Linked DNA regions of Homo sapiens: region 1 is linked to region 2. Evidence: read pairs that join two places in POLR2A ChIA-PET (ENCODE). Cell type or tissue: IMR-90. All regions are shown on one strand.

Region 1 (5,000 bases), 560 kb after region 2:
ACCTGGGCCCGCTCTAGGCGGGCATAACGCTCTGAATTGAGTAGGCTAATGGCTTCATATTGCTGTATTAGAGACTCTGTCTTTTCCTATGTGAGCAAAAAAAAAAAAAAAAAGGATAAGTATTACTATTATAAACTCTTAAGAAAAAAAGTAGGTATATATACATTAAAAAGTCTAAAAGAATACATAACTAAATTATTTTAAAATATCAGTAAAGATTACAAGTGATTTTTATTTTCTTCTTCATACTTATCTGAAATTTTCTAATTTTCCTATCATACATATATTTTATTTCTATAATTTTTAAAAGATAAAAGTTTAAAAAGCAGTAAAATAGTATAAGAAAAACACAGCAAAATTAACCTTTCAGTAATGATACACAACCTTAGATATAGCATTATTATTATTATATATGTTTTTGAGACAGAGTCTCACTCTGTCACCTAGGCTGGAGTGCACTGGCGCGATCTCAGCTCACTGTAACCTCCGCCTCCTGGGTTCAAGGGATTCTCCTGCCTCAGCTTCCCAAGTAGCTGGGATTACAGGTTCCCACTGCCACATCCAGCTAATTTTTGTATTTTTAGTAGAGACAGGGTTTCTCCATGTTGGCCAGGCTGGTCTCGAACTCCTGACCTCAGGTAATCTGCCCACCTTGGCCTCCCAATGTGCTGGGATTACAGGCGTGAGCCACCGTGCCTGGCCAATATACCATTATAATGGATCAGTTTAAAACTGAACATCTAAGGGGCTACGATGGAATCTTTGCCTATCAAGTTTTGCCTGTCATTTTTCTTCTGATTAAAAAAAAGTCTCCAGAAACCTGCCATTTATGCTTCAAATGTTTAGGATGAGTAGCTCAGTCAGTTTATGAATATTTCTGAGGAAACTGTGCTTAAACATATCCTTTATGAAACAAAACAAAACGAAATGAAAAAACTTGTCTACAAACCATCTTGACCAATCCTTTTAAAACTAGGTACGACCTTTTAGAAGGATATAATGAAGGAATTAATATCTGCATATGGTTCTGAAAAAAATCTACCATAAATACCTTGAAAAGTAACTCAAAGCTTGCTCCCTGTGGAGTGAGGATAAGTAGCAATTCCCCTGTTATAAAGAAGATGGATTTGCAATATATTTCACATTATATAGGATGGCTGTTTTAAACATTTGTGGACACAGGGTTAAGATTCTGAATTCCCCAGAACATCAAGCTGGACTTTAATAACAATCATAAGAAAAGTCCAGGAGGGAAAAAGCCTTAAACCATCATTTCACAATTGTGCTTCTAATTCACCATGATAAAAACAGGAACAATATGGCAAATAAATAAATGTAATTCACCTGTAATACAGTTTTTTGCTCCTCCCCACATGTGCCAAAGATTTCACTACGGTGACTGAAGAGTTCATCCATTGAATCTTTGTGTCGAATAATGTCAATGGAGAAAGCCTTTGAAAAGTAAACTGTAGTTAAGAAGTAAAAAGACCCTTTTCCTGTTATTACTAAAGGTTAAGACAAAATCTATGAAAAAGCCACATCAAAAATTGTTCTTATACAGTTTGACACTTTGCCTATCCAACATCTTCTCTAGCTTATCTTTTTAGTAGCTTACAAAAATTTCTATCAAGGAAATTGCTAATTATGGATTAATGGGCCTATTTTTCCTTTCTCACAAAGCAAAAAAAAAAATTCTTCCTCATCTCAACCAAATACATAGAAAATTAATTTCTATTTACCATCATGCCACTAAATTATTCCACTTGACATGGGATAGTCAGAAACTCTCCTAGTCACTCTAAGTTACTGATGATTCTATTAGCTCAGGAAAGAGTGGGCACGTACCTTCTGTACCTGAAGCTGAGCTGTGGTCTGGTCCTGTTCCAGGCGAATTGGACCCAGAGCCATCAGTTTCCGTTTTGTTTCAGCAACCCAAGCTAGTTCTGCATCGGCAGCTTGCTCATACTAATAGACGTATTAAAGAAAAATAAACAAATTATATACAGCCAAGTCTCCACATAACTGCAATTTATTCAACAAAGCAAGGCCTGGATTTTCAGTAATACAGTTTATATCTCACAAAGTAGAGTCAAAACTGGGAAGAATTTCATAAAATCACAAATCAAGATGCAAACAAGTTAAAACTGACCACATTTCAATTTCTTTAAAGTAAGTTACAGAACTCAGTTTCTACAGCTAGAAATAACAGATATCAATCCCCTTCAAAAGAAAGATGCCTCTAATCAGTGTTTTTATGAGACTACACTCTTCCTGCCATTGCTCTTTCCTACCCAGACATGGAACAGTAGTAGGTTTAGTCAGATGTTTAAATATAAACCTAATATGGCAGTAGACGGATGAGTCAAGTTAACTCGGAAGTGCCCGCTTAGCTGAAGCAGCATAAGACCCCAAAAGAACAACACATTTTTAAATGGTTATGTAATAACGAAAACCAAGAACATGTTCTACGTGACTGTTAGTTTCATGAGGGCTCCCCAATCCTCCATCCTTCCCTGCCCCCTCAGAGACAGGGTCTGATTCTGTTGCCCAGGCTGGAGTGCAGTAGCACAATCATAGCTCACTGCAGGCTCTAACTCCTAGGCGCGAGTGATCCTTTCACCTCAGCCTCTCTAATAGCTAGGACTACACAGGCAATTGCCACCATGATCGGCTAATTTTTAAATATTTCTGTAGAGATGTGTCTTGTTATGTTGCCCAGGCTGGTCTTGAACTCTTGGCCTCAAGGGATTCTCCTGCCTTAGCCTCCCAAAGTGCTGGGACTACAGGTGTGAGCCCAGTCTCCTATGCCTGACCTCTCCAGTCTTTTATCTCTTCCTCTTCAACTTGGCCAATATACACTTACATTTAAAAATACGCTTCTCCCAAGCACAATACATTTCATATTGAAATATCTGGCCAAGATAAGGGATAACTCTAAAGACACACTGGGGATATACCTGGACTCAGAGCAAATTTCTGTGTGATTCAAAAAGCATATGTTCATCACTATGATCCTAAGGAGTTATATTAACTTATTTTTTGTACTACGGCACATTAAGAGGTGTGTATCCAGCTACACAAAAGAACAAATGATTTTTTTCCAGAAAGTAGGAAGGAAAAAAGATCAAGGGAAATATGACACCTGTGTTTACTGAGAAGGTTCTATTTTAGATAGCTCTGCTATTTTGGTTTGCATATTTGATAGTAATTCCTTCCCCCTCTTCCATCTAATGCTAAGAGAGTTAATTATGTCAAACTAAGATTGTGGTGCATTTGGACCTTTTGAATCTAGATATTATCTACTCCCATCACCATCAGCCTTCTTAGCAGGGCATTAGCTAAGAAAAGGCCTCATGTAGACTCTTCTCCAAGTACTTCTCTACTCAAAGGGGTCAAGTATTTTGGTCAAATTCTGGATCCATCCTCACAAACTTCTACCCAATCATTTCCCATCAATGAAACATATTTATTCCACCAGATTTAGCTTGAGCCCATTCTTATTTCTGAGTCTGTATTTATGTGGGTCATAGTACTGTATCTCACACATCAATACTGTCTAAAATATTAATGCAGAGGTATTATAAGCATTACCTGTTGTGATCTCTGAATAGCAGCATCAATTTCATCCACCCTTTGTCCAATAGTGTCACTGACTAGTTTGTACTGCTCGTTAGCATCGGACACAAGTTTATCCAGCCCTTCTCTGGCTCTCCAGGGCACCAGCTCTAAGAGAGCACGGCTCACCTCATTCACTGTGTCCAACACCAGCCTGTGCTCCATGACCTCCTTCTTTAATTCCTAAGGAGGGAAAAGAGTTTTCAGGCCATACCTTGCTAAATAAAGCACATCAGCAACTGTGCTGGGTGGAAATTGCTATCTCTACCACACATCCCAGCAGGACTCTGACCTCCTTCCTTCAGTTATTTTTTTCTCATCTCAGATTTTTCAATCATTCTGAAGCCTGACTTTAGACTTCATTGTTGCTTGCTTAGAACTGCCTGTAAGACTTTTTGAGCCACATTGTCTCTGGGTAAAACAACTAATACTTCTTTCATCTCCTTACTTCAACAGAAATGATAAATAATGCTTTAACCAAAGGCTCAGTATTTAACCTAACAAGTACCTATACAATATTTCTATGCATCTAGAACTATACTAGATCCTGCAGAGAAATCAAATAAAACCATGAAGCACTCTTTAGAGAATAAATAATAGAGGTTAAAATGTTACAAAGTAAACTTGATTCAACTTCTTTCTTCTTCATAACATATGTGTAACGTATATGTCTTTATGTCAAATCTTACTGTCCATGAGTAAACAAGAAAGGGGGCACATATTTTTAGTTTATATTTAAGGTAAAGGTTGATAAAACTTAAGGATTCTGACAAAGAGGAAGCCTTTTTTTCTTTTTATGGTAAAGTAACAGCTCACCTTCTGTCTCTGCTGAAACTGGGGTATCTGTTCCCCTGTGGGAGACTGTCCTCCACTGGTTGCCAGCTCCTCCTCCACCTCCCTCAGCCACCCGGTCAGTTCCTCATAAGTAGACTGGAACTTGGTGGCCAGCTGCCGGGCTTGCTCTAAAGTTCTGAGGGCCTTGGAGCTAGTAACTGTGATGTCTGCGTAACGAGTCTTTATACCATCTAGTTTTTCCTGGATAAGTAACACCTCCTCACCTATGGAAGATAGCACACAATTACTCATATTTAAGAGACCTAGGAATGAGGAGTCTCTGATCCCCTTTCTTCAAATCAGAGCTTTAATTTCATAGACGCTCTCTCTCTCTCTGTGGTAATGATTTCACCTATCCCATACTAAGGGCAAATGGGAAATAAAATAAACTTTCCACTGGATAAAAGAAGCCACTTCTGAATTATTAAAATCTGAGTTCAGCGTCAAGTGTTTCTAGATGTTTCCAGCACCTTTCAGTGCATGTTGGCATTCAAGATACTGAAGGAGAGGAGAAATCATCATCTATAACCAGATGTGAGATAACTTAGTTT
Region 2 (5,000 bases):
GAATAAGTTTACTGAGAGTCTGAAGGAACTCCCCAAACCTCCATGATTTAGCAGGAGACAAGATAAGGGTAATCACCCCAGCACCGGGAGCCATTTAGATTAAATAAATTTACTGAGGCTCCAGAGGAAGGTCTTCAGGACTCAGATCTCAGTTACAGGAGAAGTTAATCACTCACGTCTTTAGATGAATGCACACTTACACGTAGACATATAGCTTAGAAGGTGCATAAGCTCTGGAAACTCTGTAATTTTGAGTTCGTCTGTTGATATTTTCCAGGCCTTCTCCCTGTACCCAGTTACAGAAATAAACTCCCTCCTTTCCCAATTCATCTGCATCTCGTTATTGGGCCGTGAGAATAAGCAGCCCTTCCCTTGGTTTGACCCGTGAACACCTATTCCTTATATAAATAAAGGTGGTTATGGCTGAACTGCATTCCCTCAAAATTTCTATGTTGAAATCCTAACCCCCAGTTCCCCAGTTCCTCAGATTAAGACTATATTTGGAGACAGGATGTTTAAAGAGGTAATTACGTTAAAATGAGCCCATTATGATGGGCCCTAACCCAATCTAACTGGTGTCCTTATGAGAGGAAATTTGGGCTTGGTGCAGTGACTCACACCTGTAGTCACAGCACTTTGGGAGGCCAAAGAGGGCGGATCACTTGAGGTGAGGAAGTTGAGACCAAGAGGAGAGGCCTCGGGAGCAAACCAAACCTGCTGACACCTGGATCCTAGACCTCCAGTTTCCAGAACTGTGAGGAAATAAATTTCTGTTGTTTAAACCACCCAGTCTGTGGTATTTTTGTTTGTTTTTGAGACAGAGTCTCGCTCTGTCACCCAGGCTGGAGTGCAGTGGCGTGATCTTGGGCTCACTGCAACCTCTGCCTCCCAGGTTCAAGCAATTCTCCTTGCCTCAGCCCCTCAAGTAGCTGAGATTACAGGCGCTTGCCACCACACCTGACTAATTTTTTGTATTTTTAGTAGAGATGGGGTTTCACCATGTTGGCCAGGCTGTTCTCGAACTCCTTACCTCACGTGATCCACCCCTGCTCAGCCTCCCAAAGTGCTGGGATTACAGGCGTGAGCCACCCTGCCTGGCCGAGATCCAGTCTTTTTAAAAAAAAAAAAAAAGTCACACTGGCTGGCATGTTGCAAATAGAAAGTAGAGACCAGAGTCGAAGCATAGAGACCATTTTGGAGGCTGTTGTAACCATTTGGGGAGAGATGACAATAGCTGGGACCAGGGTGGTAGTGATAATGATGGCAGTGATTATAAAAAGTGGTCAAATTGGAACGCATTTTGAAAGTAGAGCCAACTAAATTGACTGATAGATCAGATATGGGGCATGAGAAAAAGAGAGGTCTCAGGAATTAGTCTAATATTGTTGGCCTGAACAAAGTAGAAGAATTAAATTGCCACATACTAAGCTAAAATAAATCTGGGAGAAGAGAAGGATGGGGGTGTATCTGTTGGGGAATAGATTCAAGGTTTTGGTTTTGACATGTAAATTTTGAGGCTGGGTGCGGTGGCTCACGTCTGTAATCCCAGCACTTTGGGAGGCCAAGGCGGGCGGATCATGAGGTCAGGAGTTCGAGACCAGCCTGACCAACATGGTGAAATCCTGTCTCTACTAAAAATACAAAAATTAGCCAGGCGTGATGGCGCATGCCTGTAATCCCAGCTACTCGGGAGGCTGAGGCAGGAGAGTCACTTGATTGAACCTGGGAGGCAGAGGTTGCAGTGAGCCGAGATCACACCACTGTACTCCAGCCTGGGCGACAGAGCAAGACTCCATCTCAAAACATAAATAAATACACAAAATAAAAATAAATAAATAAATATTGAGATGCCAGTTAATGGTGTAAATCGAAACATCACGTATAAATGTGCATATTCAGCAGAGAGGATAAGCCTGAATAAATAGTTTTGAAGACAGTGAATGTATTAATAAATCCGCAGGACCAGAGGAGATCACCTAGACCAATGATTCTCCACTGGTATGACCTACTCATTAGAGAAAATTCTGGAAACGTGGCACAACATTGATGGGGGAGGATGTCATGATGATTAGGGTAAGGAGCTCTACAGGGGGGTTCAGTGGGTGGGGCCAGGGCTGCTAAACATCCTGCAATACACAGAACAACCCTGCACTACAGAAGTTGACTCACATCCCATAAGACTCTCAATTGTCCTGTCAGACATTCATTTGGTGAAAAAGATGTTTATTATTTATCTCATCCTAGAATCTAACTCTGTTTTCCACATGAACCAAAGTATTTTCTGTATGGTTTTCATATACACTGGGTTTCCCAGGAACACCACTTCCATGTAATTGATGAAAGAGTGTGCTTTGTTTTGTTCAGAAAATCAACAACACACTGCTTGCTGGAGCTGCCAGTCCAGTTCTCCCGGATTGGTCTGCCGGTAGCAACTTTGACAGGCCCACTGATTCTAGGAATGACCACAAGCATCTGATGTTTACACTGGGCTTCTGATAAAGTTGTGTGTAATTTTTACATGTTCAAGCATATAATATTTGTATGCATTCATTTCCTCTTATTTTTCTTTGTATTACGTTTAGGAAATTAAATTCATTTGTTTGAAATTATGTATGTAGACCGGGTGTGGTGGCTCATGTCTGTAATCCTAGCACTTTGGGAGGCTGAGGCAGGTGGATCACCTGAGGTCTGGAGTTCAAGACCAGCTAGGCCAACATGGTGAAACCTCTTCTCTACTAAAAATACAAAAATTAGCCAGGCATCATGGCGTGTGTCTGTAATCCCAGCTACTCGGGAGGCTGAGGCAGGAGAATCACTTGAACCCTGGAGGCAGAGGTTGAAATGAGCCAAGATCGCACCATTGCACTCCAGCCTGGGCAACAGAGCAAAACTCTGTTCCAAAAAAAAAAAAAAAGGAAATTATGTATGCAGATAATTGTGAGGGGGTATTCTCCATTTGCCCCTCCAGATCCACTCTGCTCTTCCATACCTTGCTTCCTGCCCCAGAAGACTGACTGTTACAGATGGCATCAGCCAGCTTTCTTGCCCAGTGGCTTCCCGCTGGGTTCAGCCAAGGCGAGATACCATTCCCTCATGTTGGCCCCTCAGGCCTAAGGGTGGCAGATACTCTCTCCAGTGCTCCACAGTTCCTTGTTGGTTCTCTTTACTTTGCCCACATCTTTGGCAATAATCCCTTCATTAAACTGGCCTCAATTGGACTTGGCTTAAGTATTCCATCTGTTTCCTGCCAGGCTCTAACAAACACAGTAGTTACATTATCTCTGAATTTCATTTCAGGACAGGAAAGGGCCAAGTTACAAAAGCTTCGTTATAAAAAGAGAGTAAGTCCAGAATGTGGAACATTCTACAGGACAATTGAGCTGGTCTCTGCAATAAGTCAATGGCATAAAAAACAAAGGGTGGGGAGGAGAACTGCTGGCGATTAAAAAGATTTTAAGGGCACAACAAAATGCGATATGTAGACCTTTTTTGGATCCAAATTTGAATAAACCCACTGTAATAAGACATACCTGAGAATTAGGGAAAGTATAACTATAGACTGTGTATTAAATAACACCAAAAAACAATTTCACATTCTATTAGGTATAATCATGGCCTTGTGGATATGCAAGAAAACGGTCCATGTCTTTTTTCTTTGAGACAGAATCACACTCTGTCACCCAGGCTGAAGTGCAGTGATGCAATCTCGGCTCACTGCAACCTCTGCCTCCCAGGTTCAAACGATTTTCCTGCCTCAGCCTCCTGAGTAACTGGGATTACAGGCACGTGCCACCACACCCAGCTAATTTTTTGTATTTTTAGTAGAGATGGGGTTTCGCCATGTTGGCCAGGCTTGTCTGGAACTCCTGACCTCAAGCAATCCACCCGCCTTGGCCTCCCAAATTGCTGGGATTACAGGTGTGAGCCACCACACCCAGCCGACAGAGCAGTTTTAATGTAATGGTGGGGGCCAAACCTCATTGTGTTTGAGTTCAATCTCTCAGATACAACCTCTATGGATACTGCCCCATTTCTCTGCTCCCTTTTACAGCACTCCGTGTGGTTAGGGTAAGTGGATTGGAATGGGCTGAAGGGAGAATGGAGTAGAAAAAGTGGAGACAGGGCCGGGCACAGTGGCTCATGCCTGTAATCCCAGAACTTTGGGAGGCCAAGGTGGGAGGATTTCTTGAGTCCAGGAGTTTGAGACCAGCCTGGGCAATATGGCAAAACCCTGTCTCTACCAGAAATACAAAAATTAGCCAGGCATGGTGGCGCACGCCTGTAGTCCCAGGTACTTGGGAGGCTGAGGCAGGAGGATCACTTGAGACTGGGAGGCAGAGGTTGCAGTAAGCCCACATCATGCAATTGCACTCCAGCCTGGGTGACAGAGCCAAACCCTGTCAAGAAAGAAAGAGAAAGAGAGAGAGAGAAAGAAGGAAAGAAAGAAAGAAATGGGGACAGGATAGAGTCAACCTTTTGGGATATTTTGCTCTTAAAGTGGATTATAGAAATGGGGTGGTATCTGGAAAAGAGTGTGCTGTCAAGGGAAGGGTGTAGATTGGTTTGGTTTTTAAGACAGGAAATATCATAGCATATATGTTCCCAAGAGTGCATCAGTAGAGAGGGAAAGATGGAAGATTTGAGAGAGATAAAATAATTGGCCTGGCACGATGGCTCACACCTGTAATCTCAGCACTTTGGGAGGCCGAGGCAGGTGGATCACGAAGTCAGGAGTTCAAGACCAGCCTGGCCAACATGGTGAAACCCTGTATCTACTAAAAATACAAAAATTAGCCAGGCGTGGTGGTGCACGCCTGTAATCTTAGCTACTTGGGAGGCTGAGGCAGGAGAATCGCTTGAACCCAGAAGGCGGAGTTTGCAGTGAGCTGAGATTGCACCACTGCACTCCAGCCTGGGCCACAAAGCAAGACTCTGTCTCGAAAAAATAAATAAATAAATAAATAAATAAATAAATAAATAAATAAATAATTGTGGAAGGA

The links. Peaks named below come from ENCODE experiments on the same cell type or tissue, not always from the same donor. Only the 100,000 strongest peaks of a DNase experiment are listed, where the experiment ranks them.
Region 1: POLR2A ChIA-PET joins it to region 2 with 5 read pairs; 1 of 35 experiments calls an interaction of 5 or more read pairs at or near these places.

The regions. Positions count from the first base shown.
Region 1 is chr1:39,429,500-39,434,499 of GRCh38, reverse strand. It overlaps MACF1 (microtubule actin crosslinking factor 1), which reads right to left. Exons shown (of 101, transcript NM_001394062.1): 65 at 4,432-4,673; 66 at 3,592-3,798; 67 at 1,846-1,965; 68 at 1,345-1,452; 69 at 1-86. Among named protein-coding and RNA genes, the nearest start is that of BMP8A, 60 kb to the left of the region's middle. In IMR-90, no CTCF peak of the experiment used is centred here; a DNase peak (open chromatin) is centred at 2,369; H3K27ac peaks cover 624 bases.
Region 2 is chr1:39,986,271-39,991,270 of GRCh38, reverse strand. No RefSeq gene overlaps it. Among named protein-coding and RNA genes, the nearest start is that of MFSD2A, 34 kb to the right of the region's middle. In IMR-90, no CTCF peak of the experiment used is centred here; a DNase peak (open chromatin) is centred at 2,460.